Regions from separate parts of the Mus musculus genome. Here region 2 is linked to region 1. Evidence: chromatin loops called from intact Hi-C (ENCODE). Cell type or tissue: heart. All regions are shown on one strand. Each heading gives the region's core, and the rest is flanking DNA. Links, peaks and the distances in the headings are about the cores only. Region 1 has its middle 22 kb from the start of Gm15638. Region 2 has its middle 23 kb from the start of Phldb2.

Region 1 (16,983 bases), core at 5,912-13,911:
CTATTTTTAAATGTTTATTTTTCTAAGTCTTTGGGTGTGGCATGTGTGTTATACCCTTGCAGGCCAGTGGAGGGTGTCATATTTAATTATAGGTGGCTGGGAGACCCCACATAGGTACTAGTAGCTAAACTCAGGTCCCTTAAAACAGTTGAAAGTAATTTTAACGGCTGAGACATCTCTCCATTCCCCAGCCTTGGGCTCTCCGTTGAACTTAAGCTCGTGCCCTTCTGCAAATATCTCTCAGAAAGGACATAACAGGGTACTCTCCATTCTTCACAAATAGTGCCCTCATTTAAGAGTTGCTAACTCAGACATGACTTTAATCTTTGTAGTCTGCCTGCAGTAAATTAATAAGACCAGATAGTAACTGGAAATGCTGAGCAAAACTCTGGCTATTCAAAAACTATTTCTTTCAGCAGAAACCACTTGCATTTCAAATCTTTTTATTTTACCCTATTTGGAGATATAAAATGGAATTCAGAGTTACCACCCCCCTCTAAAATAAGAACTTAATATTTACAAATCTTTGTAGAGATAAAAGAAAAAAATAGACTCCTGTTTCAAAGATGCTAAGAACAGGTCACATTAATAAGCATAATTTCTATTTTTTTTCTAGCAAAGCCAAATAAAATTTCTCACTGTTTTTCAATGAAGGAAAACCACCATCTCCAATATCAAGGAATGGTATCAGCTAGCAATGGGGGGATTTTGTTGAAAGGTTTACTTGGTTGTTAAGAAGGAGATTTGTGCGGGGCTACAGGACCTCCCTCTTACACTGGCCACTGGAGATGTCTGTGTAGTTCTCATTTCTCTTCCTGGAAGCATGCAGACATGGTGAGGCCAAGGGGAAGGGGAAGCTTGTCTCAGAGCTTCATGAAAAAGCAGTGGCAACAGCCTGCCCTACTACAGATTCTGTTGTTTAGAGGACCTCTGAGGAGGACTGGAGGATTGGCCTGGATGCTACCTGGGACCATTAAAACTAAGCATATGTGCACATTAATTCCACTCCCTTGGTTGTTTCTCTTGGTATGGAGCTAAGTTATTTGATTCCTCACTCCTCTACCCAACAGAAACAATTTGGAGCTAATCAGTCACACTGCAAACTGAGGGAGGGATCTTAAAACAGAAATGGGCTCTGGAAGCACATGGTAGGAGGAAGGGCTCAACCTTCCTAGTACAGCTTCCATTCAGCAAGGATCAGACAGTGTTGATGATGTTCATCATACACGATAAGACGTGGCCAAATCCTTCATCCTAAAAAGGACAGAAGTTGGAAGGGTGGTGTGAGGGAGAATGAGTCACTAGCAGCTGTACAGACTCATCATTAGTCTCTATTTTTGATTTAACTTTCCTTTATTTACCTCCATGGCCAACGGCTTTTGCTGCATCAGGATTATTTAAGGACTTGTTCAAACACTGACTCCTGAGTCCCAGACCCTGAGGACCTGACATGGTAGATCAGAGTAAGACTAAAGGATCTTTCTTACAAGTTCCCAGGTGACATTGCTCATAGATAGCTGACTTTGAGCAATACTGTTGAATAACCAAGGCCAGTTTATTTACATAGGAAGCCAGCAAAACACTTTTTTGTTTTGAAAGACTTATTTATTTTATGTATATGAGTACACTATAGCTGTCTTCAGACACCACCAGAAGAGGGCATCGGATCCCATTACAGAGGTTTGGGAGCCACCATGTGGTTGCTGGGAATTGAACTCAGAACCTCTGGTAGAACAGTCAGTGCTCTTAACCACTGAGCCATCTCTCCAGCCCCAAACAAAACACTTCTTAAACACAAGGTCTTTCATGGTAAACTGAAATGGGCACCACTAGGAAAACTTTAGACAACAGAAGACCCCTCCAGCACCTCACCCATCAGATTCCATCCGGGTGATATCCACCCATTGTGTAGGTTCTAGTGCCAGATCAGGATTGAATTTAAAATCTCCGTCTACTGTCTAAGATGATGACTCTTCCCAAGGCAGCCAGTTGCTTTTCTACTGGACAGATTTCTCAGTTTGAAACAGGAAAAGAGATACATCGAATTGCATCAGGTTGTCACAGGTATCAAACGGAATTGTTTACGAACTTTCTCCCAATGGCTCAAGCAGAGAAAGGCCTCAACACATGCCAGCATTAAACTGGCATTACCTTAACAGTGTGCTATAGCCAACATGTATAGTGTTTTTAATACTCAACAAATGGTAAGTCTTTATCCTGTTCTCAGATTTTGGAAACTGAGGCACTGAGAGGTTCAGTGCCTCAATTGAGGAAATCTTAGGGAACTCTCTGAGAATAAGATGCATTCTGTGGGGACTCTGTAGCTGTCATTCTCATCCCCGGTGTCCGAGTGTGATCTGAACCAGATCTAGACATGCCTCCCCAGAACCTGGCCGCACGCCTCAGGATAGAAGGAGATATTATTTCTCCAGGCCCTCCTGGAGTCTCTCTCAGCCCCCCTTTTTGGCCACATACTGCTATGTGCTGTTTGTGTCTGAAATGGAAAATTTTTGTAACACAATACCCAATACCCAGCTTTGGTCCCCACAGATTCTCAAATAATCCTGGTTTTTTATTTCCCTTTTTCCCTTTTTTGGTTTGGGTTAAAATATGACTTCACAATTCTAGAGCTCTCAGCAGATTCAAAGGCACTACAGAATTCAGACCTGTCTAGTTTGCTATATTATAAAGAATTTTGCTTTTCTAAAAACAAACAAAAAACAAAACAACAACAACAACAAAAAACCCCAAAAAGCCAAGAGCAAAGAGTGAGGAGAGTCCTGGTGTCAGAGCCATAGCGCTGGGAACCTCCTCTTCATCCCCAGCCCCAGCCCAGGGGAGACACTTGATCCCCAACATCCCCACAGTAGCCCACAGAAAGGCAAAAAGCCATAGCTGCCTTTAGCTTTATGACCATTTCTGAAATGAGCATCTTGGAATTGGACAATGGGAGCCAAGGACCTCTCCCAACACCCTTCCCTTTCTAGATGGTTAACCCTTCACACATTATGTCTGATATGGTCCTGGGTCTGTCTGAACAGTATAGAGGAGTATCCCTGAGTGGACTCCACATACATTGCAATTTATTATTGCTCTTATTAATCTGGACTTTAGAACCCAACCTCATACCTAAGATGACAATATTTTTCAAGCCAGTCATTTAACTTTTGATATGGCAGCTTCACCATTATAAAATCAGAAATGAGATATTCCTGATCTCACCAGGTTGTCATAAATATGAAATGGAATCGTGTTTAGAAAACTTTGTCACAGTGGTGACACAGCATAGTATGGCCCTGACACAGATCAGCAATAGGCATTATGTATTAATTAAATTTGCATTATCATACAGTACTGCCTAGCCAGCACATCATGATGTTAGTATTTCACAAAGTCAGAGGCTTTATACTGTTCGTCTTTATCCTACTGTAACAGACTCATGCTAGGATCTGAAGTTCATCTCCCCAGACTCCTGTGTTGAAATCCAAGCCCCGTCAATGTGATAGCATCAACCGATTTCCTCCTTCACCCTCATAGATAAGCAAGTGTCTGCCATAACTCAGGAAACAGGCCCTCCTCACCAGTCCCCAAGCTTGCCAGAGCTTTCACTTCAGACTTTCCAGCCCCCAGGTATATGAGAAATAAAATTTCTGTTGTTTCTGCGATAGATATCAATCTATGATGTATCCTTATGACAATCCTGAAAGAGTAAACAAACAGTTATGGTGATATTTGTTTCAGAAAATAGAATGCCCTTTAGTGAGGAAGCAGAGTGATGTTCTGGCAACAGTGTAGCACTGGAGTTGAACACACCTCAACTTGACCCTGATGCTGCTATGCTGCTGCTTCTTAAGTTGCCTGGCCTGCGGCAAGTTTTGGAATGTCTTTGAAATCCCGCTTTCTGTTTGTATAGTGGAGATAACAGAACTTACCTCCTAGGGTTACAGGGAGGATATAATGAAACAATGTTTGGGAAGTCCTTGACTTCTGGTCTGCAGCCCAGAAATGGATTTTAGTCTGTGACAGAAAGACCCACTGCCCCCACCCCCCCCCACTTGATAGAACTGACTGGAATAATTACAACATCTGGGAGTCTTATCCAAAATATTTTTCCAGTGACAGAGTACAGGAGAAAACCGCCTGGTCCATTGTGTATTTTTGTCTCTTGTGCAAGACTTGGCTTGGTGTATGATTTACAAATAGATGTCTGATTATAAATTAGGGGCAGGGGTATCGGGAATCTAGATGTCTTCTAGCTATCACACTTTTGCCCCATGCAGCTAATTGGTAGCACAGAAGTTTTGTTTGTTCTTATAAAGTAGCTGAGTCAAAGTGGTCCACTAATGCTCACAATTTCATTTCAAGAAGGTTTAAAATTATGTGTTGAGGAGGGCGGCAACATCATAAATTCCAGGGAAGAGTTACCTTCAACGCTCTTAAAACTGGGCTCCAGTGACCCCATCAATAAAGGCACAGTTGTCCAACAGAGGTGCTATGACCTCAAGGCAGGTTCATGGACATTACCCAGACTTGGACCCTCACCTTCCATCCTTGCATTACTCAGACTCTGTCTTCCCAGTCTTAATTCCCACTTGCTGAGTGAGGAGATGCTAATCCGCCTGTGGTGTCCTTGTAAAAGAAATTGCACAATCTCAGCTGCTGAGAGGTGAAGATGCTCCCTAAGTCTCTCCTTTCCAGAGGCCCAGAAGAGCAGAGCAGAGAAGCTTCTCTCTGCTTTGGGCCAAGGGGGATCAAAGTCTGAAGCTTAGCTTCCAAGCAACGTTGGGATTCAACTTTTTCTTGGCAGACACGAAGCACCCGTAACCTTTGCCTCATCCCGCCACACCAATGTTCTGTAGCTTCTTACTCCTGATCAATACACTTGCTGGAAAGTAGGAGAAAGTAGCAAGGTTGGCATTCACAGTGTTGGAGGGTCAGGGAGGCACCCAGACGGCCATCTAGAAGGCTCTGAAAAGTAGGTGGCCATTGTAGAACACCCTTCCTTTTCTCTATACCACTGGTTGCTTCCAGAACAATACAATTGAAAAGGTGATTTATAGCTAATGTCCATGCAAAAAGTTATTTTTTAGCTGGCAAAATGAACCTCAGATGTTAGACAGGGAAAACACGTCCAGAAAACTCTTTTGTATTAGTTTCCCTTAAAGAGGAAAACCAATTGGATATCCAGTCCATACTACTTTAACTCCAGTCCTTAGATACAAAATTAAGGCTTAAAAAGCAAAGAGATAATACATTCCCTGCTTCCTAAATCACTCTGCTGCTCTATTAGACAGCATCAGACTTGAAGTGAAGACCAGACCCAGCTCACTAGAAACTGAAGTAAAGGGCGGGGGTGGGGTGGGGTGGGGTGGGGGACTAAGTCCCACTCTTTGAAACTTGAAGTGCAAAAGAAGAAAAACAGAATGAGTGCAGCAGAATCTACCTTAGTGTTTCATCGTTTCTCTTTCCTCCTCTCCACTTGCAGACAGCCTCTCAAACACACGAACAGACATATCCCCCCACAGCTTTCCACATACATCAACAGACACCCCCTCACATACAAGAACAAATACCCCCTCACATGTGTACATACATGTGTGCATTCACATACACCCTCACATACTATAAAAGGAAGACAAGTAACCCTGAATCAGAATACTAACAGTTTTTTGTTTATTATCTACAAGATTTACCATCTTCTTCATATTGTTCATTTTCTGCAAACTAAGGTTGATAATATTTTTTTCTTATAGCAGTGTTGTTAGATCAAATAAAACAACAAAATGTATTTTATAAACCACAAAACAGCCATTTAGTCACTTGTTTCAAGAAACTTAAAAACCCAGAGAAATTAGGGCACCTTCTCTCAAATTCCCACTTGTAAACATACATGTCGAACATGTCATAGGTCTATGGAAAAGTTTTGCTGGTCTTGTTTTTCCTCCAAGACTCGACACACAAAAGGACTTGGGCATAACAAGCAAAGAGCAGCTGTGTTCAACTGAGTTCTCGGAGTCTCCTGACCTGAACCCTTCCCATCAATGCAAAGACATCTGTAAACATCTGTTGTTTTTCTATAGTCCCAAAGTATGCCTTTTGCAGAGTGTTGACATTACATTTGTGAGTCAAATATTTCCTGATGTAACATAGAATTTTGGAAAGGCATTTTCATAATGAGCAGAAACTTTCAAATATTTTTCTGGAATTCAGTTTCAAGGAATTGGAGAATAGAGGACACAACCATATTTTTGTTATCTGCAAACTCAGATGATAATCGTAACTTCTATGTCTATCAGTAGTATCTAATAGAATAGTTCACATGCAGTTGTTTAAATGCACAATGAATTTTCGGTGGTCTTGATAACTTGATTATCCTATTCCCAGCGGCTCTGCCTTTGCCACTGTCAGGACTTTGCTTCTGATGGGAATTACTGTGGCTGACATTCCCTAAGTCATTGCATTTTTGTCTGACTACTAAGTTCCTACAGAAATAGTAGTTTCTGTAGTGGCTTAGGCTTAGTTTGGAAGTTTGTATGCAGTTTTGGATGAATTGGGTGACGTAGGGGAAGGAAGAACTGGTAAGTGCTGGTAGCACACGAGAGAGATTGCGCCTTAGACGCTCATTTTGGAAGAAGGGGAAGACGGCAGCTGGTTGATCCTGGTTGGTATTTTCCAGGGGATGGTTATTAAAAGATAGAGTAGATAACATCAACTGGGGATACTTACCCCCGTGAGAAAAAGCCTAGGGAAGCCATTTGTGTCATAAGCTGAGTGATATCCAGGATGACTGCCTAACATAGCTTTGGGTGATTGTCACAGAAGATTCCAGAAAGCAAATGGAATTTCAGCATGATCTTGAATTAGAAGCCATATACATGAAGGAACTCCAAGGGTTTTTAAGCATAAAGTTCTGGTAGGTTAACCTGGACACAATGACGGGCTTACTGAACTGTAGTGTACATCAAGACAGAGGTTTACAGATGCTTATAGTGCACTCTGTAAACAGCAGACTGATGTAATGAGGGGTTTGTACAGGAGAGAGTTGTAAGAGGACAGCAGATTAGAGCCGTGCTACTAAAACCATACACTACAGAGCACTCATTTCCTCTGCAGACCAAGCTCTACTCTATGAGTGATAACAGACACACCAGCTCCAAAAGATGCAGGGAAAGTAGTGGAGCCCTAGAGGGCTATACATTGGCCCATCAGCCAGCCAGATAGCCCTTTCCCCATGCCCTCTGGTGCTGCTGTGAATAACAGAGTGCAGGCCACTGTGCAGGCTGTGTTGATGGGCTCATGTGAACAAAGGTTGGCAGGACTGCCTGGGATTTCAATGTCTTATTGAACAAACTCATCACCCAAATCCACCCCCAAGCTTAGAGCTTGCTCTGCCTTGGCGGCAATCTAGCATTGCCTTGCGAAGCCCACATGCAAAGTCCCAAGAGACAATGCTTGGATTCATGTCTGGAATGTTTCCACCTACCATGGAGCCCACTCCCACTCCTCTGTGTCTGAGGAAGAGATTCAGAAGTGCTCAAAGAGCCCTCTGGCCATCAATGAGCAATTTATAGTCTTTAATTATGGGCCAATGCAAACAATACTTTTACTGAACTGCCGCCTCCCCTTCACCCCTGACCCATGGGCAGACACGTGGCAGTGAATGTTGCCAGATGGAGATTGTTTCTGGAAAGCCACATTTAACAGGACTTTATTTATGACCCAAGAGCTGCACTCATCCATTATCCTATGGCTGGACTTGTGCTTAGTGTCTAAGCAGCTCCAGTCTCGAATGTGAAATACTTTGGGTTTGGATCAGATCCTGTTTATGAAGGAGAGGAGACTTTGTCCCCTCCAAAATTCCCTTGCCAAGCCCAAGGACTATGAAGGAAGTGGGGAAGCCAGCCCAAATCATTAGGTAATAAAAATGGGCTGAAAGGGAACCCAAAACCCAAGTAAACAAACGTTCTCATTTGGGTCCAGTTCTTCACTCAGCAAGTCTGCCAGACAGCATCCTCTTCCTCTTCCCCCATCTTCCCAAGGGTTAGAAAGATGAACTCTTTTATCTCAGCAGCTCCTGTTAACCAAGTGTGTCGTTTCCCCATCTAAACATTTCAGGGCTCCAGCTCAGGCATGTGTTAATGTCTGTTCCCAAGTAACAGAGAAGAGGGCTGAGATGATAGCAATCAAAAAGACGCTCAGCTTGATGGGAGTGTCTTGGAGAAGTTGAATTCCTCATTCCCAAGTTTCCCAGGCAGAGAAGTGGCACCTCTAAAAACACATGCAAGAAGTCCTCTGCGCTCTGGATATGGAACACAGTCTAGGGCACGAAGCTTTAGAGAGCTCTTTTTTTTGATTTGCTGTGTATAGATTTATCGTCACATTGCGTCGATATTTAGCCACAACATTCAGAAAATATCTAGGGTAGACGGTTGGGAAATTGATGCAATTCCTTTAGTTTGATCAAAGACTGATGTCACAGGGGATGAGAAGGTGGCTCTCAGGGCAGAGTGCTTGCTTGCTACTTAAGTATGTAGGCCTTGGTTTGATCTCAGTATCTGGATAAAAGCCGGGTATGATGGTACATGCCAATCATCCCAATGCTTTGGACGTAGACATAAGAGGAGCTCACAAGAGGATTGCTGGTCAGCCAACCAGCCAAATCACTGAGCTCACGTCCAGTGAGAAAGCCTGGCTCAAGAAAAACACACAGATACCTCCACGCTCAGATGCACACATGTGCACATGAGGATCACTAGCCCTACGGTGTGGACTATAACAAGTATGATAGCTATTTATTTATGCAATATGTTTCAGCAAACCCATAGAAACGCATTGTTAAACTTTAGTTATTTTCACTTCATTGGTTTTCATATTATGTTTAAGAATTCACTTTGCTTTCCAGTACTCTCATAAAACACTTTAAAGAAAGAGAAGGATCTGCATAAGTGGAAAAAGTTAGGTAATGAGAAAGACAGTCCAGAGCCAACAGCTGAAGATCTTTGGCTGTGTCCCAAGGTCCACGCTTCCCCCCTGTGGAAGGTGCTTCCTCTGGGAGGGTTCTCATTACATCATCAATGTATTTTTTCCAAATAACAAACTCCCTGGAGTAGGAAATCTGCCTGGGGAAGCATTTATCATTCCCAAGCAACTTAGACGTCAGATCTTTGTAGAAAGTATTCTTTTTTATATAGTTTCCCTGGGGTGTGTGTGTGTGTGTGTGCATTTATGTATGTGTTTCCTCTTTCTTTAAAGGTTATTAATTAGTAAGACATCCCAGATTTAATTTGGCTTTTAATTTGTTACTATTCTAATGCAAATACCGAGTGGCTGTCCTTTGGGAAGGTGTGGTTTTGATGGTTTTTCCTCGAGAAACACTTCTCCTGATTGAAGTATTCACACACTAACACACATGGAATATGCCAAATTATAAGACTCTAGAAACATACTTGAAAAAGATGGATAATATACAGCTAACAGAAGCCAGGGTGAGGATCTCTCCTCTCTTGGAGCAGAGAGCTGGTCACAGTGGGCTTCTACAGAGCAACCAGGCTGATGAGGCAGCTGTAGTAGGGGTGAGAAAAGTCAGTGAATCCAGAAGACTCAGGGCATCCAGGAATGCTTCATCCAGTGCTCAGGAGTCTCCTTATTCATGGATCACCAGCCCACGCAGACAAAACCACTGGCATTGCAGCAGTCCTGGCCTTTGAGAAGGAACTTTCTAGGTTAGTTAAATGTCTTTACCTTCCCAGGAAACCTGGGAAGAACTTCTATGAGCTTAATGGTATGATAATAAAAACTGTCTGTCTCATGTTTCTTCGAACTAGACGTGTCAGTGCCGCTGGTCCCTTCTGAGGGCTGTGAAGGAGGTTATTCTCCTTAGCTCCTGGGGTTTGCTGGGGACCTTGGCTGTCTTGCCTTGTAGATATGTCATTTCAGCAGCCTTTCGTCTTTCTGTGGTATGCTTCCTATGTAAACACGTGTCCCGAGTTTAAAGCCAAAGCCGCCTTCCTCTTTTTTTTCCCCTCTTATTGAAAACAGATTCTTTTCTCATACAGTATATCTTGATGATAGTTTGCCCTCCCTCTCCTCATCCCAGTTCCTCCCCACCTGCCCTCCCCTCTGGATCCACTTCCTTTCTGTCTGTCATCAGAAAAGAAAAGACTTCTAAGAGATAACAACCACATATAACAAAAAAATCATAAGATGATCCCAAAACTATCATATCGAAGTTGGACACAAAAACCTGGCAGGAGAGAAAGAGTCCCGTCAGCAGGCACAAGAGTCAGAGTCCCACTCATTCATTCAGGAGTCCAGTAAGAATGCTCAGGTAGTAGCTATAATATATATGCAGAAGACCTGGCACAGACCCATGTAGGCCCTGTTAAATCTAACTTCTTCTTCTTTTTTTTAAATCCACCTTCTTAATAAGACACTATTTACATAGGATTAGAATTTGCTCCCATAACCTCACTTGGCCTTGGAAAGATCTTTAACCTCAAATAAGGCCAGAGACACAAGTATAATAATTAGGACTTCAGCATCCTTTGGGAGGACATGATTGAACCAGTAACAGAGAAGGTTTCTTTTAAATGCCGGTCCTAGTTCAATGGTCACCCTTGACTTGTGTCTTAGTCAGGGTTTCTATTCCTGCACAAACATCATGACCAAGAAGTAGGTTGGGGAGGAAAGGGTTTATTTGGCTTACACTTCCATATTGCTGTTCATCACCAAAGGAAGTCAGGACTGGAACTCACACAGGTCAAGAAGCAGGAGCTAATGCAGAGGCCAAGGAGAAATGGCTTGCTTCCCCTAGCTTGCTCAGCCTGCTCTCTTATAGAACCCAAGACTACCAGCCCAGAGATGGTCCCACCCACAAGGGGCCTTTCCCCTTGATCACTAATTGAGAAAATGCCTTACAGTTGTATCTCATGGAGGCATTTCCTCAACTGAAGCTTCTTTTTCTGTGATAACTCCAGCTGTGTCAAGTTGACACAAAACTAGTCAGTACAACTTGCTTATTTTGAAGTTATCTGGCTCAAAATAACATAATGTCACGATAACAAGTGGTTATTTTTCTTTTACAAAATAAGAAAAGATACATCATTTTCTCTCTCTCTCTCTCCCCCCCCCTCTCTCTGATGTTTTAAGACGTAAAGCAGGGTCACACAATGCCCAGGTTGGCCTCAGACCCACTCTATACCTGAGAATGGCCTTCAGCTTCTAATCCTTCTGCCCCCACCTCCTAAGTGCTGGGATTGCAAGCACATTGCTGGCTTATGTGTTGCTCTAGGTGGAACTTGGGGCTTTGCCCGTCTAGGCAAGCACTCTACCAACTGAGCTGTATCCCCAGCTTGCTTTAATATTTGCATTTTGACAAACAACACCAAGAATTTGGTATAGACTACTTGACATACCCCACCCCCAAATCCTAAGTGCTGTAGAGACAGAAAGGCTCTGATTTCCATGATAGGTGTTGCTTGTCTCTTACACCATGCCCTTCCATCCAACCTCATTAATTAGAAAAAGCAAATTAAAGTAACACAAAAGTCTGCGATCGGTTAATATGTTATTATTCAAGCGGTGATCCTGTTCTCAGGATGGTCTTTTCTAAATTGGTATAGTAAAAGTTCTGTACATTCTAATTTCAAAATAATCATTATTGTTAAATATGAAGGTGCACACCTGTAATCTCAGGACTTGGGAGATGGAGGTCAGGAGGCCTTCAGATTAATTGGATAGCCAGACTGAATTATATAGTTAAACCTGTGTCAAAGCAATGTTATTCATTTTACCATAAGAAAAAGTGGAGAAGAGACAGGGTGAGGGTAAGAAAAGGAAGGATACACTAATAAAGTAGTCATAAACAAGCCAAGGCTTCAGGTGTCTGTTCTGGTTAACTGGCATCCGAAGGGCTCTTTAAAGCTCTGCCCTCTCTCTGGCATCTAGTGCAGAAGCTCTGCTGGCAGGCAGGCGCATGCTTCCCACATTACAGTCAATGCTGTAATGTGAGTGGGTGGGTGAGGGGCACGGGCACAGCTCAGTGTGAGCTTCGCATTTGCCTGAGCATTCCTCTGCCCTAATCCATAGGTAGACACTCTCAGCCGAGTACCCAGAGACGGTTGTCCTGCAAAAGTCTGTGATGTCAGCCCAGCCCAGGAAAGGTGATTTCTTACGTCGGGGCCTGGCTGCTCTTCTGAAAGAGGTTCAGGTATAAAAGGATTGCAGTTTGAGTGATCTCCAAAGAGGTGAAGATCCCTAACAGAGGCCAAGAACTCTTTCCTCTGTCCATTCTCACAAGCACAAATCAGACACTTCTGATCTTTCCTGGCTCTGAACACAGAAACAAACAACCTCAGTGAAAATATTGGTAACTATTTGCCTCTAAGGATGGACCTCGTAAGATCTGACGTCAGTCCCTAACGAAAGAAACAAGCAGTGATTTCAATGCACTGGTGGCATTGCTCAGAATTCAGTGCATACATGACAGCAGAATAGTGAAGCAGCTGTACTGAGGTGGGCAGCGGGCAGGTCAGAGGGTGAAGGGTTTGACATGAGGGCCTGAGCTCAGGTGTCCAGCCTTCATGTCAAAGTCTAGTGCATGGCATTTGTGTGTAAGGCCAGAAGTGCCGGAGGAAGGGTTAGGGGTTGGGGTATCCCGGGGTTTGGTGGCTACTAGTCTATCTGAAACTGCAGCCCCTTGGTCCATTGAGACCATTCACACACACACACACACACACACACACACACACACACACACACACACAAAGTAGTAAAAAGCAATAAAGGAATCCATCCCTGTGTTCTCTGAGAACACTTGAACACACATGCTCATATGTCATACACACACACACATACATACACACAAACATGACATGCACACACTCGCACATACTCACACACTTTCTTAGGATGTGTTCCAAATATATACAACCAGTCCTCTAGCAGAAAAACTCATGAGTCCCATTTTCATCACATTTCCCAGGTGCCTCCACTCCAGTATTCCAGTATGAGAACCACAGTAAGAACCAGGGCTAGTGAAGACATGCAAGAAGGATGTGGACATGATACCCATGTGGACCGCTGAGTCCCTTTAGCAGCTGTGAAATTGCAATGATTTAAAGTGGATGCAAGGAAAGACTTGGAGCCTGATAGCCCTGATGCCTGAGGCTTTGTCCCCAGCATTCCTCTCAGTAGTGTTCAGTGGTCCCTTTTATTGATGGCTTAGAGGAAACTATCAACATCTCATCAGTCAGTGAAAGATGACGTTGTACCTAAGTAAATGTGTTGGTTTCCCAGGGCTACCAAAAGAAAGCTCCATCAACTGGATAGCTTAGGTAACACACACTTTAAACAGACTTCAGTGATGCTGAGATCTCAGGCAAAGTGTGTTTCTAGAGCCTTGTGCGCTCCCCGTCACTTTACATGTCACCCCTGATGCTGAATTGATTAAAATCGATATACTTGAATTTCTCTTTGGGGCAGAGAGTGACTCAGTGTATTCATGTGTTTTTTTATTTCTTGTCTGGTAGAATGCTTATGCTAGACATGTACTTAAAAAACTTTGTCTTATCCACCAAACGTTTAACAAGCAAAGAACTCTATAGGAATTACTGAGGGTTATTATGGCAGAGGCTTAACATGATACCAGACTGCCTGGATCCACCCCATAGGTTTAGTCCCAATTCCACAGGACAGGGGAGTGTCTTTTCAAATACAGCCAAGGCATGACCTGAGTTGGACACTTGTCTATACATTCTTCTCCCATCCTTCAATGGGAAAGGGATGCTAAGAGAAGGTGCCAGGTAGAACACAACCTGTCTGGACTAGGAAGAAATATGCAAATGGTATTGATTTACTCAGTACCATTGAGCCACCCCATAGGATCAGTTACCGATGGCACTGTTGCCAGTGTAGACCTCTCCTTGTTGCTGCCTTTCATGTGGTGCAGAAACATCAAGGAAGAGGATGCAGTGCCTAGCAGAGCTCCTTCACAAGAGATCTTCCTACTTTGCTCTCCTGAGGGCTCTGTATCCTCTCAAGGAATTCTCTCAGAAAAAGGCTGGGACATGCACCTGGCCAATGGATGTGCTGCAGGGGTCCATGTCACAGGAAAATTTCTCCTAACTCACTGTTAGGCTGCAGAGTTCCTCTACAAGCTGAGAGCCTTCAAGGCTTGAGAAATTAACAAAACGGGAAGGAAGAGAAGGGCTCTCGCATCCTGGTGCTGATGAGCACACAGTCTCCTGGAAACTGATGTTGGGATGCATATGCCAAGCAGCTTGTCACCTCTGCTTTTCAATGCATTGTCTGAGGAAGCATCAGGATGAGAAACTCAAAATGCAAGGTCTTGACAAAGGGCGTCACTGTTGGGGCTTGATTGGTTTTTGTGGCTTTTTTTTCTTTCTTTCTGTTTTCATCTTTCAGAAGAATGAAATAAAAATAAAGCTGGCTTGAAATAATTCCAGTCATATGTGTATCCCGACACCACACATTTTTTGGTCATGTTAACTTCTGGTGACTTCAAAGAACACTGTCGTTTTTCTAGGCTCCGAATTCATGGTGTTTTTAATTTAAACATAGGGTTTGCCAATCCTAGCCCTAAAAGAAATATTTTCGTGATCCAGTTCTTTTATCAACTCCACATCGTGGGTGTGGTGTCCTTCCCTGGTCCAGCTTCCCTCTGTGCTCTTGAGAAACCAAACACAGAGGCTGGGAAAATATTCTCTATGGATACAACCCTGCTTTCATCTCCTATCAAGGATGCATAATGAGGAATGTGTTGGGAAAAAGAAGAAACAAAATTAATAAATTTTAGTTATTTATTATTATTACTATTAATATACTTAAGTAAATGAGGGAGCAGGGCTAGGCAGATGGCTCACCAATGTGTACTTGCAGAGAACCTTGGTTACATTTCTCGGCACTTACATGATGGCTCCCAGTCATACATAACTCTACTTCCAGAGGACCTGTTGCAGCCTTCTGTCTTTAAAAGCCTATCATTTTGCTAACTGCATGGCTGATCCACACACTTCAAAACAAGCCTTAAGAATCAAAGTCTAAGCTACTCTTATCCTGTGAATTAAAAAGGTGGCCTACTGTGGAAGAGAATTATATAGAAAGGAACATACATAAAGTTTGGTATTCCTAGTGTCTTAGTCAGGCTTTTATGAAGAGACACAATGACCATGACAAGTCTTATATAAGAAAGAATTTAATTAGGGCTCTCTTACATTCAGAGGATTAGTCTGTTATCATTGTGGGGGAAGTATGGCAGTGTGCAGGCAGAAGGAGCTGAGAGTTCTACACACAGATCAATGGACAGCAGGGAGAGAGAGACAATGGGCCTGGCTTGAGTATTGGAAACCTCACAGTCCATCCCCAGTGACACACTTCCTCCAACAAGTTCACACCTTGTAATAGTGCCACTCCCTGATGACAATGAATTCAAGTCTATGAGCCCATGGGGAGCATTTCTAGTCAAACCACCATATTTAGTGAACAAGAACTAAGAGTGGGTGCGGCATTGTGTGGGTGTGGCCATCATGTGGGTGCAGGAGGCAGAATGCTGAATTTGAGATAGCCTAATGTCTCTATGAGAATGGGGCTGGGAAATAATTGGATAACATACAATTCAGATGCTCTGTGCTCCTGCTTCAGGTCTTCTTCGACTTGTACTTTTAAATAATACAGTCCATCTTAAGTGCAGAATCTTACATATTTTGAAGGCTAAATAAGTGAAAAATGTATAGAAGATCAAGATTGTGACACCACATGAAAATGAAATGTTGGCCTAAAATCTGACCTGGAGAATAATTACTTTAAATATGTTTTTCCCTCAAAAGTAAGTAAGTAGAAGTATTTGTGTCAGCTTTTTAAAAACATTTTTCTACAATTGCACACCTGTGAACCCATTTATATCTTATTGCTACGTTGGTGAGAGCCCAGATGTTCACTGGGTTTCTGGACATAAGCACTCATTTCTCAAAGAGGCTTTAAACATGCCGTATTGCTTTGCAATAAACTTAGCTGTGGAGTCTTCTCAAAATGGCTGATACAGATCTGAAAAATATTTAGCTCTTTTTTTCCCCCAGAGATCTTGAGTTCTTCTTAGCAGCACCAAAGGCTATTGCTTCTCAGGCATCTCTAACAAGGCAGATCCCTCCCTCTCTCACACCAGCTGAGTATGTAACTGCCTGGGGCAGGGAACTCTAATATCCAGTCTTTGAGAGGTCCTCCTCCAGTACAGGTTGCATGCCTATGTCAACCTCTAGACAATTGCCTACAAGAAGTACTCATAGATATAGGGAAGGAGCTCTTTCAATATATGACTTCTCTTTGAGATTATGCTAGGTCTTTCCTTTTCAATGTTTGCAAAACTGGGGAAGAAAGTGGATAGCGAGAAAGAAAGGACAGAAAATCAGAATTTTCTTCTTTAGTGATGTCTAGTGACAATCTGAGTGTGATTCCTACAACCCTGCCTCATGCTCAGGGTTCATTCAATTAGCACTCCAGAAAATCCAATGTTCAGAAGTCACATGCTTCTCTGCTGAAGCCCAAATTGCACCTTATCATGAGGGAAGTGTGAAGGAAGCGGTTTGCCATGCTCAATACAATAAAGACAAATTTAAAGGCCATGGGGCCTTTGAGGATAATAGCAAGTTACAGCTTACACTTTAAAACCTACATAACTTTGCTTTTTCTTAGAAGGAGAGAAGCATGGTAACAAGTACATTCTTTACATTTGGCAGCTGGTCCTCACACCAATGACAACTGTATGGCTTGATCCTATCTGATTTTAGAAGTCACTGAAGATAGAAATAGTTTCTGTCTAAAGATGGTCTTGTGAAGCTATTTAGATGCATTGCTAAGGAAACAGAAATACATTTTTATTCTGAGGAGCTTAGGATCAAGTTAAAGTTGGGAAGTCAGTAAAGGAAGGTGTTGAAGGCCAATTGTACGCAGGGACAGAGGATGCCAAGG
Region 2 (16,983 bases), core at 4,771-12,770, 55 kb after region 1:
CATAAATGTTAAGACAATAATGATTTGTATAAGCCTACAAAATTTCCATTATTCAGGCACTCATCATAGACACAAATCACCATGGAACAATCAGACAAACAAACAAACAAAAAGATTGTGATTTTTCTTTCTTAAAACAGACTCAGTTTCTTAATTGTCAATACTCTGCTTCTATATGGAGATTCTTACACCATGAAAAGGAAACATCTGTAGGGAGAGTTCAAGATACTGGCCAGAAGATTCTTTGCTTCTAAAACTCACCATGAGTTTTAGAATAGAGCAGAGAGACAGCTATATCACGGTCCTTGCAACAAACGCTTGCTAGTGTATGCAATGGTGTCATCGTTTGGAGGCTAATTATGGGATGGATCCCTGAATATGGCAGTCTCTAGATGGTCCATCCTTTTGTCTCAGCTCCAAACTTTGTCTCTGTAACTCCTTCCATGGGTGATTGTTTCCAATTCTAAGAAGGGACAACTTTGGTCTTCATTCTTCTTCAGTTTCATGTTTTGCAAATTGTACCTTATATCTCACTATACTAAGTTTCTGGGCTAATATCCACTTATCAGTGAGTACATATCATTTGAGTTCTTTTGTGATTGTGTTACCTCACTCAGGATGATGCCCTCCAGGTCCAACCATTTGCCTAGGAATTTCACAAATTCATTCTTTTTAATAGCTGAGTAGTACTCCATTGTGTAAATGTACCACATTTTTTTGTATCCATTCCTCTGTTGAGGGGCATCTGTGTTCTTTCCAGCTTCTGGCTATTTCAAATAAGGCTGCTATGAACATAGTGGAGCATGTGTCCTTCTTACCCGTTGGGACATCTTCTGGATATATGCCCAGGGGCCTAGCAAACACAGAAGTGGATGCTCACAGTCAACTATTGGATGGATCACAGGGCCTCCAATGGAGGAGCTAGAGAAAGTATCCAAGGAGCTAAAGAGATCTGCAACCCTGTAGGTGCAACATTATGAACTAACCAGTACTCCGGAGCTCTTGTCTCTAGCTGCATATGTATCAAAAGATGGCCTAGTCGGCCATCACTGGAAAGAGAGGCCCATTGGACTTGCAAACTTTATATGCCCCAGTACAGGGGAACACCAGGGACAAAAAAATGGGAATGGGTGGGCAGGGGAGGGGGGTGAGGGGGGAACTTTTGGGATAGCATTGGAAATGTAATTGAGGAAAATACGTAATAAAAAAAACAGAAAAAAAAAGAATAGAGCAGAGAAGCAGATGGTTCATGCATGGGATAGAGAAACAGAGCAACAGGCATTCTCCACCGAAGAGACATGTAGAATAAATAAACTTCCTATTCTGTCAGTCCTAAGTGCGACATCCTACTGTTCACTTGGTCTTCTCGTTCTGGACTCACTGAGATCGTTAGCCTCTGAGATACTAGGAAAGGAAAGGAAGACTAGAGTACACTCAGCTCCTCTGCGGTATGGAGACTTAATTTTTAAAATAATTATTTGGGATGAAACTTGGGCTATCTTTAATTTCAATCATCTATCTCTTTTTTTCTGCATGTTTATTATTATTTATATTACTATATCATAAAATTAAGTATTTGATGGTCTTACCAAATAAGTCTTTTAAATAAAGCATAAAAGTGTACACTCGGATATAATTCCTTCATTATGATCTTTGCTGGAAGTGAAAAGATTAAGCCCAAGATGTTTTAGGTTAAGTTCCCTCATAAAAAAAAATCTCCATTTGTGTTTCAAAAGTGGTTTGTGAAGGCACATAAGTGAACTTAAGTACTTATGCCATTTCCCTCTTTTGCTTTAAAAACTAAGGAATTTTGACAACTTAAGAAGAAATTGCACCCAACATTTCCCCACAAGAACTGAGAGTTCTGCAAAGGGAGGTATGTATGTATGTATATGTATATATATAGTAACAACAAGAGCATAATAGCATTAGTGGGACAAAGGGGAAACCCTTGAAGACCAGTAGAAATGTCATAAGTGTGTCCCATGCCAAGGTAGGAATGCAAGAACTCTGCCATTCCACATTCCTTCGGCATTTCTGCCTAGAGGTGTGGCCATGTGGTAATAGAGTGGAAGCGATTTCATCAGCTGAACCGGAGCCCTCTTGGCACAGGGTTCTATGTCTCTCTATTCCAGCAAGCAGCCTACCCCCTGGGAGCAAAGCAGGCTGCATATCTGTAATTTCTAATTATAGGACGGCACCCAGACAAGACTTAGCTGGTGGTTGGGAACTACCCTTCATCATTAATCCCTTTACCTGGTACAAGCTCAAGTCCACACATTGGCAAAGAGAACTCATTATTATAGCATTTGGAGGCTTCCATTCAAAACTGGAAGCTTTGGGAAGAACGATGCTAACACATGTGTTTAAAGATCAATAGATATCTACTTATTTGTTCAGAACTAATGTAAAGCAATATAATCCCTTTTATCTTATTAGTATGGTCAGGAAAGAAACACAGTCTGAATGTTTCCAAGGACTAAACTTAATACTTTAAGGCAGCCAACATATGATGCATGGGTTTATAGGTGCCCCTCCTCTTCCTTCTTCACCTGGTCTAGTCACTCTGCAAGCACACCCGTGGCACCTTGGACTGTTGGCACCAATGTATTGTGGTACTAATCTGCGAACTCAAGTGAGCAATTGATTAGAACCTACATGATTTTAAAGGAACCATGAGTAAAAGACGTATGTCAGTGTTTGGTTAATATTGAATGGATGATCCAAAGCAAAGGATATCACAAAGATGAATCCTTTCTGCTATTCTTTAATTATATTTTTCAGAATTAAATGTTACTCTATGAATCTGGGGAGGGTGTAGCTTGGTAAATAAATTGTTTGCTGTTTAAGAGTGAGGGCAGGCAGCCATGGTGGCCTTCCTGTGATCCCAGTGTACAGGAGATAAAGATGTAAGATTTCTAGGGCCAAACTGTCCAGTTTGACTAGATCAATTGATGAACTTGAAACTTAGTAATAAACTCTGCCCTAGTAAAGAAAGTGAAGCACAGTTGAAGAAGATGCCTGATGTCAACCCCAGGCCTGTGGAACACACGCACACACACACACACACACACACACACATTCATGTATACACACACATGCATATACACACATGCATACATACAGAGACACACACTAATGGGCTCCAATACATATACCACTCACATACATACAAACACACACACCTCACCACCACCACACCACCAAATATATACATGTAGAGAAATCTCATCTCAAAAATAAAACTGAAAGTTGAAATAAATGTTATATAAATTCACTCTTTACATTTATATAGCTGAAATTTGGCTAAGGATATACTAATTTGACCATATATGTACCGGTTGTTTTTGGTTGGTTGGTTGGCTGATTGGTTGTGTGTGTGTGTGTGTGTGTGTGTGTGTGTGTGTGTGTGTGTGTGTGTATGTGTGTGTGTGTGCGTGCGTGCATGTATGTGTGTGTATGTGTGATTTCAAAGGCTATTACAAACTGTTTTGATGATCGTTTAATTTTAAGTGAGAATAAACAACAGTTTGGAGTGTGCACTTAAAGCTAACCTAAAGATCGTGTTAAAGCTGTTGATGAACGTTGTCAAAAGAAATGCTTTTTAAGTGATGTGAAGCTTTTTATAAAACCCAGAGCTATCTGAATGGGAGTCGGTGAGACAGGCCCAAATTTCTCCCTTGTTCGATGGTTGTGGGCTATACATCCTTAGATGAGTTTTAACTCCGGAAGTCCCAGTTTTCTCATAAGGTGGAAGAGGATACGAGGCCTTGCCTGAATTTTCAGTTCCTGAGGCTCAGGGCATAAACATAATCAGATGATAAGATTGAAATGACCTAGTACCTGTCACAGGGTTTGAAGGGACTGGAACACAAAAAGCATCCTTTACCCAAACATGCTTGGAAACAATGAGGAGATAAACACGGAAGTCTGGCAGAGGGAGATAAAAACGCCACCTCCATTACTTAAAAGCTAACAAAGTTTGGCGCAGCTTAAGTACCCGAAAAGCAGGCCCTGCTAAAGACCCACCCCATGAAGAGGTGCTCTCAGCCACCTTGCCCTGACCACAAGGGGATTTCGTGTGTACAGTGCTTCAAAGGAGCCAGCAACTGTAACTTCTATGGCCAGCTGGCCCCCAGCTATGACGAATTAGTTTGTTTTCCAACACAGCAATGAGACAATTGACCCTTCTCAAGGACAGAGTGAGTCAAGCCAGGGAGAGAAGCCAACATACTCTAAACACAGAGGCAAGGGAAGCTGCTCCTCACCACACCGGCATGGCACTCACTCCGATGATTTAGAAAAGATCAACAATTCCCACAAGTGACAGGAAAGCTGGATCACAAAGAAACCCCCTAATTATGTCTGTCAATAAGTCATCATTTTGATTTCCTCCTTCTAACTATCCCCATTCAATTGATCTATGACGACAGGTCACATTCAGTTGATCTATGCAGACATAGCATTTAAGTAATTAACCTCCTTGGTTCTAAGAACAGAGCCTTAGAACTGTCATATGGCAGGCTAGTGCCTAGCGCTGAGCCCTACTCACAACTTTGGGTTAAGCCTCTCCTGAAGACATTCAGATTGTTTTAGCTTCTAAAAGACTTTAGCTCTCCCTTTTTACTCTACCCAATTAAACCTAGAAAGTATTTATTGCTTCCCCATCAAGTGCCAAATGCCCAGAACATGAAGACTCAGACCCGAGGTTGCCTGATTCCCAAGGCATGCAGCATCCTTTTTGTCTCAGATGGAAAAAGGGAAACGTGACAGCTTTCTCAGATCAAAGGCAGCACAGATAAATATTTACAATGCTTCCTTTCTAATTTCCAAATGTTTTTCTGGTAAAGTGACTTCTCACCCAGAATTTAAGACTTGTGTCCTTAGCATGAGAGCCAAGATGCCAACTGTAAGAGATCATGGATTCAGGGGAGGGCCATTTGTCTTTCTTCAGCTCTCTCTCTACCTCCCTGAAGGCCCTGGTTGGCTGAGAGAGGAACTAGACAAAGGGGTTGGAAGAATTGTTCAAATCTGTGGAAACGCTGAAAAACAAAGCAAGACAGCAGAGGGACTGTCTCACTTTCCAACAGTGAAGGTCCCAGCTACTCCAGCATCCCAGCTACTCCAGCATCCCAGCTACTCCAACGTGTATTCCCAGCTTTCTGGTCCTTCTATACTTTGGAAAAAAAATGATCCTTGTATTTTGCTTCTCATAACTCTGTTTTGTTTAATCTAAATTCAGAAAGACTACTATTGATCCTAAACTTGCAACATAAATTGTTATACTTTTATTATATAGTATATGGTATATTTTACATTACCAAAGTGAAAGAAGTATTAAGAAAAATGGGCTTATATATGATTCTAATATCACAAATTATATATACAATGTGAAATATATAATAATATATAAAAAACAATCTAATAGAAGATTGAGGGCTGATTCCAAACTACAGCTTTATAAGTAAGCTGTCATGAAGAGGAATTGGTTAATAATTTTGTCCTCTTCCCACAGTCATATCAAATGATACACATAAAACTACTAAATTTCATGGAAGATCTTTACACTCTCTGCATTGTTTCTGGTGGCCAGAGACAACATTGGTCTTCCACTTCCAGGTCCCACTAGATTAATGACAGAAGAAAAATGAGGACATTTCTAAAGGGACTTCCCATTTGCAATTTACAATTGTTTGGCCATCAATATTACATGATAATAGAGAAATAGAGGCTGGTATTTCTTGTTAGAAAATATTGAAAAATTAGAACAATCAAATTCTGTGTCTTGCCCATGGTCTGTTTCCTATTATTGTGATATTGTCTGGATTGAGTAGTGATTTTAAAAAGAATGTGCATGGCTTCATGATTTTGTATAAATCCTTTGTTTCTAACACTTATGAATGAGGAACATAAGGAGAACAGCTCAGCCCATGCCCCTGTGCATACGAAGGGGCATGGAGAGCTGAGGAAACCAGGCTCTTTGGTTTTGAAGAGAGCAGGAGAGAACTTTAAAAAAAAAACCCTATATTTACTAAAAGTGTGCATAAGACAGAATAAATAAAAGTTAATAGAATCATAAAGACTATAGACTTCTACAAATCAATTTGCATATGTGTTTTATCAAGTATAAGGAATTACTTATGCTTATCTAAAGCAATATGAATGAAATATTGAGCAGGATCTAAAAGGAGCTTTTGTGTGTTTCAAAATTGTCTCGTTAGACTTTGGAGCCAGTGTTCATTCAGTGAAGCATCCAAGAGTTTCTTTTCCTCACGACGATCTGGAGAAATGAGGCTAAAGGACATCTTCTCAGGAGTGGATTCCTAGGCTGATGAGCTCTTAGGGCCCTCTTTGGCAAGCATCTACTTACAAGCATCAACTTAAATCCATCTGGAGAAGTAATCAGCAGTACTGTAATAAAACACTGGCTTTAAAACATACCGCTATAATACCCCATGTGGGATCAATTGTTGTAATATGCTTGCACTCTATTTAATACAGTCCAGTAAACAACCATTCAAAGACACAATATATACCAGTTGCCCTATATAAAAATAGGCATATGAGATACTTATCTATCTCTGCCTGTGTAAACAGACATAGTCTAAGTGAATTCAGTATAAATATAGTTACAGTGCTCACTACACACACACATATATATAGTTATATATATATATTTCTTATTTCTTATATATCATATATATACACACACATCATAGGTTAAAGATATAAGCAAGTTCGAAGTAAGGAAATGAGATAGTAAACACTCATCTTTATGAGAAGGATAGTGTACCTCCTCCAAACTCTCATATTAGGGTGAAAACCCGAGAAGTAAATATTTGTAGAACAGACATGTGAAATAAGCTACTTTTTAGAGCAACATTCCCTCTGGTCCTGGGATCAGGCATCAGCAACAATGATCTATGGTTCTGAACCCACGGTGCTGGCTCAGGAGCCTTGCTTTCACCCTACAGCTGTCTGTAGTAAGTTCAGTCCACACTGACTCCATCTCTTGTTTGAATCTTTATAAAAATCCAAAACCTAGAAAGCATGGCTGGGCACATCCTTAGAACTTCCAGCTATTACTGCATCTCTCCCCGCAATCCAAAGCTTTGGCTCAGCCCAACTTGATACCAAATACGATTAATCATCAGCTTTAACCAGAATTCAACAATCTGTTCAGACATTACCTTGTATGTCAACAGTTTTATTTGCTTGTAGTGGTTTGGAATTTGAGGATGCAATGTTTCTCACATTTTCTTTTTTTCTTTTTCATTCTCTCTTTTTTTGTTGTTTTTTGTTTTTGTTATTGTTTTTGTTGGTTTGTTTTGTTTTTGAGACAGGGTTTTTCTGTGTAGCCCTGGCTGTCCTGAAACTCACTCTTTAGACCAGATTGATCCCGAACTCATAAAGCCGCCTGCCTCTGCCTCCCAAGTGCTGGGATTAAAGGCATGTGCCAAAACTGCCTGGTGTGTTCTCACATTTTCAGAGAGAGAGAGAGAGAGAGAGAGAGAGAGAGAGAGAGAGAGAGAGAGAGAGAGAGAGAGAGAGCAGAAGGTAAAATTCTACAAATTAATTGGTGTAGGTAATTTAATGCCATGCTATTTTCAGTATCCAGAAGAAAGTGGAATGTATCTGTTTTTCTTTTTTTAATAACATTTAGGCTTTCCCCCTGCTTCTAACAGAAATTAGATGTCCTATAATAAAAGAGCAGAAGGGGGAAGTGACTGGGGGAAGGAATGGCCCCTGCTGGATGTGAGATGCGGGAACAAGGGAGGCCAGTGGCCAAACAAAGTATGATGACACATGGATGAAGATGTCATGCTGAAGCCCAGCCACCACTGTGCCAATCAAAAATTTCAATAAAGAAAAAAATCAGATGCCATTGCTTGTATTGGCCTCCAACTTGGCTCTTTTCACTTAAATCCTGCGCTTCAGCAGAGGCTAAAGAGTGCTATCCCCTCTGGAAGTTTTCCATTTTACCATAGTTTTAGTGAAGGTTATCAGGGCTGTTTATATTGGTTAGCTCAGTATACTTTTATTAACAATTTTTTCCAATATAACGTTGTGTAGCTGAGGTGGCACAATTGTGAAGCATCCTATATAAATTAATTTCTATAAATGTCAACTTACTGAGATGATTTTTTGACTTACCTTTTTCTTAGCCAAAAGTTCTTTATGCCTTCCAATCCAGTCATCAAGGTCTAAAATATTTCCTGCCTTCCTGGTACCAGCCTGTCATTTACTCCTGACCTGATATCCACCCATCTCTCTCTCTCTCTCTCTCTCTCTCTCTCTCTCTCTCTCTCCCTCTCACGACCACTGTATCAGGCCTCTCAAAACTTACCTTATGTATATCTGTCATGTTCTGTGAGCTCTCAGTATAGAAGTGATGATCTCAGGGTGTATGAGAGATCCTGTACCATTGAGCTCGACTCCACTATTTTTGTCCTTGTTTCCCTTGATTAAAAATTCGAAAGGAGAAGAGAGGGAGGGAGGGCCAGAGAGACAGAGATGACAGAGACAGACAGTGAGACAGAGAGAACCTACCTTGAACCATACCATCTGAGGCACTATAAAAACTCTTGAATATTTAATCCTAGAATCAATTTCCAAGAAGAAGAAGATGAAGACCATAGAGGTGACCTACTGTCTACAACACAGCTGGGGCATCCAGGAGCACGAAATACCATGTCTGAATGTCCTTACTCTAGCTCAGTTCAAACAAGCAAATATGTATTCAACACATACCACATGGGAATGTTATGAAGTGTCACAGAGGACTACAGTTTTAAAAGAATGCCATGTCTCTGACACTTGAGAATAGGGATTTTCTCCCCAGCAGCAACCAGTACTTTGTGCCAAGTGACCATCCCCAACAAGAGCTGGTTAAAAGAAAAGTTCTAGTTTTTTAGTCTTAGGAAGACACCCGCAAACTCAGCATTGAAACAATGACGAAGTTTGGATTACTCACAGATCTACTCAGAAGAAACATCTTGTCTTTGTCCTGCTAGGCATCAACCAGAATCATTCAAGGGCAAGAATAAAGTCTTCTGGTCTTGCTCACCCATCTGGTCAATGCTGGTTCTCACCAGAAATGCCTCATATACAAACTTCATTGTAGTCTTTCTTCTTCCTCACAGCTTAGGTCCAAAGGTGAAACATCCCCCAAGGGACAGGCCAAAGCCCTTGTATTCTAACCCCAGGTCTCCTTGCAAAGCCTATAGCATCACCTGTGTTCTGAGGTGTGTGTGAGGGAAGAAGTGTAGAGCTGTACTTCATGATGGATGGATGTCATTGTCACATGGTAAAAGCAGCATGTCAGATCATCTAAGAACATAATCTCTTCCTGTAAATATTGCTAGTGGCTTGTCATAGAAAGACAATTTGGCATCCTCCATCCTTAAGTCTCCCACGATTATGCTTTCTCAGTACTTAGACACCACCTACAGAATAAGCAAGCAATATATATTATTATAGCTATCATCAGTTTTTAAGATCAGAAACTTCTAAATGAACAGTAGAAAAACTATGAAGTAACTTTGGACATGGAGGCCTTTTGTTATATAACTGTCCTTATGGTGACTGTGGTTGTGTTTATTACTGAACTACATAGCACCAGGCAGTTGCTGACTGCAACAAGGAGGAGTGAGAGGAACAGTGGCATGTTACATATCCTTTTCCAAAGCCGTTGCTCTTTATATTGCATGGCAATATAATCTGTGTCAAAAGCAAAGTGTGTGCATAACGAGATGTGGCTCAGTGGGTCGGATGCCTGTGCAAAGACTTGAATTCAGACTCTCAGCACCCACATCATAAAAACCACATATGCCTGTAATTCCAGCATTAGCGATGCAGAGAAAAAAGAATCTCAGGATGTTGCTGGCTACAGTTAGTCTAGTTGTATCTGTACGTTCCTTTAGTGAGAAACCTTGTCTCAAAAAACTAAGATGGAGCACAATTAATGAAGGCAACACACACACATATACATACAAAAAATAGGCAGGCTTTACATTTAAAGAAATCTAAACAAGCATTCTATGTAATAATCTGGCAGGTTTCTAGGAAACCTCAACCAAGCCTGAGGCGAAGAGGTTTGTGACCTCCAAGGAGCACACACTAGCACACAAGGACAGCTGTGCTCTCTGCAAGCTTAGTTAGCATTCCCAGGAAAGGCAGGCTTCTTTGACAAACTGACTTGGAAACAAGTCAGATCTGAAAGCGATTTTCAAATTGTGCTTTGGTTCTAGAAAGACTGCATCAGAGAAGAGTGAATCGACTAATGTATTCCTATCTTTATGGCTGTCTTCAAAGCTTTTATGCTTCATATAAGATAAAAGCATGTTATCATCAGTTCCATGTTTTACCCCGTGCTTAACTAATTAGCCATTTTAAATGTCTGGCAAGATGGGTTTTGGTTGTGGTCTCTGTGCGTGAGTTTTCCATGAGTTTTTATTTCTCAATGGAGGGAAGGAGGAAGAGGAAGTCCCCAAGAAGCCATATGCTGTGCTCCTCCAGGCTGAGAAAAGGCAATGCCATCCAAATGGGACATGTGTTCCTAGACTGGAGATTACAGAGACAATGGATTGAACATGGACTTTGTAAGCCAGTCTGCCAGCATCATTTCCTGGTTTGGATCCTTGAGTGTGGTTTGCTAGAGTGTGTTCTTTGAAGTCTGCAGGGTCTTAGGTACTATCTGCGCAACTTATTTTCAGCAGGGAAAAAGTCGTTGTGATATTCTTGCAATTTACCTTGTTTATTATGGGCTTTCTCAGGTCCTCAGTGTAAATACACACATATATATGTATGTATATGCAAAAGTTTTGTTTTGCACATATCTGGAGATGATCATGTGATTAGTCATTTAACTCATTATATATTTTCTCTTATATTTAGGTGAATAGATTTTTTAACATATTGAATCATACCTGCACACCCACAGCAAATCTTACCTTGTCATGGTTTATTCTCTTTCTTATTAGTGTATTCGTTTGTGCATGCTTGTGTGCAAGTGTGTGTGTATGTATGCTAGTGCCCACAGAGGCCAGAGGAAGATCTGAAGTCAGAGGTAGTTATGAGAGAACCATTGTGGGTACAAGGAGCCAAATTCTAATCCTATGCAAGAGCAGTGGGTGGTCTTGACCATGGAGCCATCTTTCTTGCCCCCATGGACTATCTTCTAATGTATAAATGCATCCTGTACTCTAAAACTTAATCTAATTATTAGATAATATTTGCAGTGATGCGAGATGACCACTTGTGAATATTTACCTGTTAGACTTGGTTTCCCTCCATATTGTATTGAGGAGAACAACATGCTTGGAATGAGTTTGATGATAAGAAAAGACAAGAGAAAGAGTGTTATGTAGAAATGGAGATATGTGGCTTTATATTCTATAGACCTTAAGTATCTAATGTGAGGTCTGATGTTATTATCTGGTAGTGGACAGTGTTTAGCTCTTGCCTCTGCGAATTTTAGTTTCCTCAAATTTCCACCTGCTTTTTTAAAGACTATTTTGGAGCAGCTTCAACTTTGTAAAACGTGTACTTCCTACAGGTGCTTATTTGTCTATGTCACACATTTCATTAAAATAGGATCACACGGGACCGGGGAGACACCTCAGTGGGCAAGGGGCCCTTGTCCCCAAGTCTAACAACCTCACTTTGATCCCTCACCCCACATGATGGGAGTTGAGAAATGAGTCCTGTGAGTCATCCTTTGACTTCCATATGCATAACTTGGCATACGTGCACCCATATGCATTAGCAAATAAATAAGTGTTTTAAAAACATTAAATGAAAAAAAACATAAAAATCATAAAATATGTGTCTTTACTGCCTTCTTTCCTTTGCGATCATGTGTCCAAGTTTCAGCTGTAATAGGATATTGTGTACTTCTGACAATACCCTGCTGTATAGACAAATGACATTGGACTTACTCATACCCGTGCAATGACATCTGGGTTGCCTGTACTGTTTGGACATTAGAAATAATGAAAGTAAATTCTGCAATCACATATGTTATACAACATGCTTCATTCCTTCTTTGAGTGCATAGGCCTGGAGCTTCTGGACCCCATGGCAGCCCTGTCCTGTGCTTAACTTATCAATATACATCTTTTAAACTCTGGCTCCAACTGTCTGTCTCTGTCTCTGTCTCTGTCTGTCTGTCTGTCTGTCTCTCTCTCTCTCTCTCTCTCTCTCTCTCTCTCTCTCTGTGTGTGTGTGTGTGTGTGTGTGTGTGTGTGTGTGTGTGTGTGTGTGTGTGCATGCATACTCTATCCCATCTACAGTTAGTTTTCTATGGCGCTGACATGCTATCATAAACAACTACACTTTACATCCACACAAAGAACATGTGAGTGTTTTAATTTTTTTCTCCTCTCTTCCAACATTTGCTATAGTATCTTTCCCATTGTAGAAGTCACTCTATGTGTGCAGTAGTATCCTATAAAGTACTGATGTGCATTTCCTTCATTGGTCATGACAGATGCTTGCTCTCTCCCTTCTTCTCCTTTGCTTCATTCCTGTGAAGCAAGGAGCACTTCAGATGAAGACCAACACTCCAAATCTGTTCTTGATTGTGTTTTCCTCTTTCTTCTCCAGGGTCTTTCTTGATCTTTTTCTCTCTTTGTTTGTTCTCCATAGTCTTTCTTATTCCTCAACCTCTATACTAGCTTAGCTTGCTCTCTCTCCCATCATAAGAAAAAACAACATCTCAAGACCTACACCCTCCAGATGCCCATCTCTAATCACTGGCTTGGCTCCTCACTCCATTCTACAGATACATCACAGCTGGGTAGGTCCAACATTGAGCCCTCTCACTCCATATCTGTTCCCTATCCTCCATTTCTAGTCTCAGATCATGGCTCCCTCACCCATCACTTAGCCAAATTCCAAAAAGCCTTTTTCTCTTTACTTTCCTACCAATTCCAATAAATCACATTGTCCTAGTGATTTTTTAGTTTCCATATGTCTCAGTCTGAGCTTTCTTTTAAAAAATATTATTTTTAAAATTGTGTTCATGCACATCCCCATGTGAGTGCACAGTTGTAGGTGCCCATAGAGGTCAAACTTATTGGATTCCTATTGATCTGGAGTTATGGGAAGATAGCTGTGAGCCACTTGGCACAGGTACTAAGGAGCAAACATAGGTCCTCTGCAAGAGCAGTATGCACTCTTCACCACTGTGGTCTCTCTCTAGACCCATGGGTCTTGTTTTCTTAAATAAATGTCAAGCTTTCAATTTTTAGCTTCTCACCCCTGGAAATTGTAGACTTTCTACATCTAGCTCTGCCACCACTGAAAATTAGTCCTCCTTGATACATCAAGAACAATTGAATCAAACTTGCTACTTTTTCAACACTTGACCCAGAGGTACAGGGCTTGACTTCATGAAATAATGTACATTGCTGGGTATGTGTTTTGATAACTCTATTAGTCTTCCTCACCTCTATCTCTTTGTGTAAAATAGACATCATAATGCATAGTCTGAAGCATCCTTGTGAGAATGGAATGAGAAATTATTTTGCGTAGTATATGCATAAAAGTAGGAGTCCCTATGTGCTAATAGAACCATTCTTCTTCCCCAAGTCTGAGGAGAACACTGGACACAGGAAAGCTACAAGAGTGTCTTTCAAGTTCTTTAGAACAAGGATGTTGGTTTGGTTTTCTTCTCTGTAGTATCAGATTTTACAAAAGATTTTACAAAAGAAACAATAAAACAAAGTATCAAAACGAGTATTGTTAAATAATGAGTACTGGATGAAAAACAGAAAGTAACAACAAACTAAAGTAACTAAATAATTGTTCTTTTGACCTATTACTCACAGCATTAATCTCCCTTTATTGAACTTCTCACTTCCCATGGTTTTAGCGGTTCATAGTCAAGTGTAGTGTGAAAATATTAAATGAGAAATACTAACAACTTGTGTTTGGAATTTCTCTCCCTTCTGACTAGCATTATTAAGCCTCATTCCATCAAATTTCACCTTGCCTTTGAGATGACCCTTCCTGTTGTCTCAAGCATCCACGTCATACTAACCCTCCACTGATCACTTAGTGGCTGTCTTGACTATCAGATTGGTGTTTTGTATTGCCTTGTAGCACTTCTTATTTTGTTCACTAATGGTCTGAGGAGACAAGATTAGTGATTGTTATGGTGTGCGTGGGAACTGTCTCCTATAGTTTTCATGTGCTCAACCACCTGGCCTCCAGCTAGGTCTGAGTGTAAACTCTCTCCTACAGGCTGCAAATGCTTAACTTCCTGGTCCCCAGCTGGTGGCCACGTATGGAAGGAACCTTCTGGACATAGGGCCTAAATTACAGATGTGGGTCATAGGGTCAGAGCTCAACATTGCATCTCCGTCAGACTTCCAGCCTACTTTCTTTTCTTCCTGAAAGCTGCCGTACATTCTCATTACCATGACCATGAGCAGCTTCTGCTACTATGCCTCTTCCCTGTCTGGCAGGACACTGTCCCCTGAACCATGAGTCAGAATAAACCCTTTCCCCATTGAGTTGTTTTTGTCAGGAATGCTGTCATCGTGATGAGAAAAACATCCAAAACTGAGCTGTGACAATTACAATATTCCAAGAAAAAGCCTTTGTTTCTTGTATGTGGGTGGAAATATTCAACCTAGTAAGAAAGTAAACATTAAAATCATATACTGAAGATGCTAAGATCTACATTAAGTTATTTTGAGAAAACAAGAGGAAAAAATGTTCACATAACTTTTGTTATAGTATGTTGTTAACAATTACATGTTATTACTAGTTACTGTTACTCTCTTACTATGCCTAATTTATAAATCAAACTTTATCACAGACATGTAGATAAAGGGAACACATGGCTTTTACAGGTTTTGTTGATATCTACAGATTCATACTTCCACAGGAATTCTTTGAATGTAGCCTCGTGGATAAAATGGACTATTGTGTTTGTTTGCTGGTGTCCATTTTTTAAAAGGAAGATAACTGGTCTACCCCAAAAGTGTGCCTTTGTTGATAGTGTTGAGACTGGTGTTTAAGTGTTGCTCTGAAGGAGAGTCAGTATCAGTGACGAGGTACTATGCTGACCCCAGGATGTCTTATTTTCAACCACAACAGCAGTTAGTATTTCCCAGATGTCCAACATCTGTGTTTTACAAATGAAGCCTTGTTGACATTCAGTTTTCATAGGTCAGTTTAGCTTTCAACTTCCCAGTCATAGCATCTATGATTTCTTTCTTGGTGAATACAGCTTGGCATGGATCCCAGGGTCTCCTCTGAGAATCATCAGAAGATCCCGATGGAGGAGGAAGATGAAGCAAGAGAGGAGCCCAAGAATGGTGGAGCTGATGACCCAGAGCCCTTTGGTAAGACCTCTCTTAGCATGTGCTAAAGTTTAAAGTTTTCTGATGAATCACAAACACACATTAGGACTGAACTGGACATTAGTTACTTTTCTATTGCTGTGGCAAAGCACCATGTGGCAGCAAGCAGTAGACATGGCAGCTAGAACTGGGAGCTCACATCTCAAACCATAAGCACAAAGCAGAGAAAGTGAACTAGAAGTAGCTCAGAACTTTAAACTCTACAAGGGCTCCACCCCTACCTCACACTGTGATATACATTTTCCAACAAGACTATACCCCTTAAACCTCCCAAACAGGGGCACCAACTTAGGACCAAGGGTTTAAATACAGGAGTCCACTGGGGACATAATCATTCAAACCACCATAAGTGGGATTCCTCCAATATAAATGTGAGAGTCAAAAATGTACAAAGAAGCTTTTTGCTTTAGTTAAGTGGAATTGTTTTTAGAGATTGTATTTATTTTTATTTCATGTGCATTGTTGTGCCAAATCCTCTGGAACTGAAGTTACAGACAGTTGTGAGTTGTCATGTGGGTGCTAGAAATTGAACCCAGGTCCTCTGGAAAAACATTAAATTCTCTTAACAACTGGGCCATCTCTCTAGTTCTAGTTAAGTGGTATTTTATAGGTTTCTGTTCAAAACTTATTGAAGATCAGTTTAAACCATAGTGGCTACTGTACAGAGGTCATATCTAGTCATTCATCAGTCTTTATGAATCAACGTCCACATAAAAAGGAGTGATGTGGGGTATACAGAGAATGGCATCAGGAATTGGCTCTAACAGAACACTGATGCTCCTGTTTCCTCTAAGAAAGGACCAGGCTGTACTAGACTCATTCCAGCTCACAAGGCTAATAGTACAAGTTGAGGTCCTCATAAAAATATTCCCTGCTATCCACAAAGAATAAAGGGACTCATAAAATTTGTATGTTTTTTGTTAATTTTATTCTGTGTCAAGTGATGGAGCAACCACAGAATTTGAAGACAGGCTAGGTATATTGTAGATCTCCTGAGATCATCTCTGCACTTCAGAATCCCCTTGTGTTAGAAAAATGTGACTGCAAATGAGATCTGTTTTTTCACTTAGTTGTTTTGCTTAGTTCTAGAATCAGGGTGTTAAACTGAAAGTGTCTATGCTAAGGTAGTCCAGAAAAAGAAAATAATAATAAGTGTAGATTCATATTCTCTCTCCCCTCCTTCCCTCCATTACTGTATTTGGGTGTAAACAGAGGGGATATTCTTACTTTTTTGTGAAAGTCTGCAAGTCTATAATTTGTAGGGAATGTATATCTTGAGACATAAGATAAAAGAGAAAGATTGCAACATAGCTATATGATATACGTTGATACTTTGCTACCTAGCCAATATCAAACATGGAAAAAAAACTTACTGAAGAAGTTAGCTTTTCAGTTCGTTGACACTGAGTAAAGTGCTTATGAAGGTGAGAAGAGAGGGATGCAGGTGAACAATTTACTGTGATGGTAGTATTCCTCCTTGTAGGAAGGGGAGAGAGAGAGTATGGCAGTCTGTTTGAAGGAAGATGACCTGAAGTAACCAAGTTTACTTCCAAATCCTTGATCTCATGTTACACTGAGGGTTCTTAATTTATTCTGTCTCAAACCTAAA

What was found. Hi-C counts contacts between places; a loop is a spot of excess contacts. Peaks named below come from ENCODE experiments on the same cell type or tissue, not always from the same donor. Only the 100,000 strongest peaks of a DNase experiment are listed, where the experiment ranks them.
Region 2: a loop joins it to region 1, with 1.9 times the contacts of the local background. A loop is called at or near these places in 2 of 42 quality-filtered maps.

The regions. Positions count from the first base shown.
Region 1 is chr16:45,914,803-45,931,785 of GRCm38, reverse strand. It overlaps a transcript of Phldb2 not described here. Among named protein-coding and RNA genes, the nearest start is that of Gm15638, 22 kb to the left of the region's middle. In heart, for the core only: no CTCF peak of the experiment used is centred there; DNase peaks (open chromatin) are centred at 7,885 and 9,005; H3K27ac peaks cover 775 bases.
Region 2 is chr16:45,858,695-45,875,677 of GRCm38, reverse strand. It overlaps a transcript of Phldb2 not described here. Among named protein-coding and RNA genes, the nearest start is that of Phldb2, 23 kb to the right of the region's middle. In heart, for the core only: no CTCF peak of the experiment used is centred there; no DNase peak of the experiment used is centred there.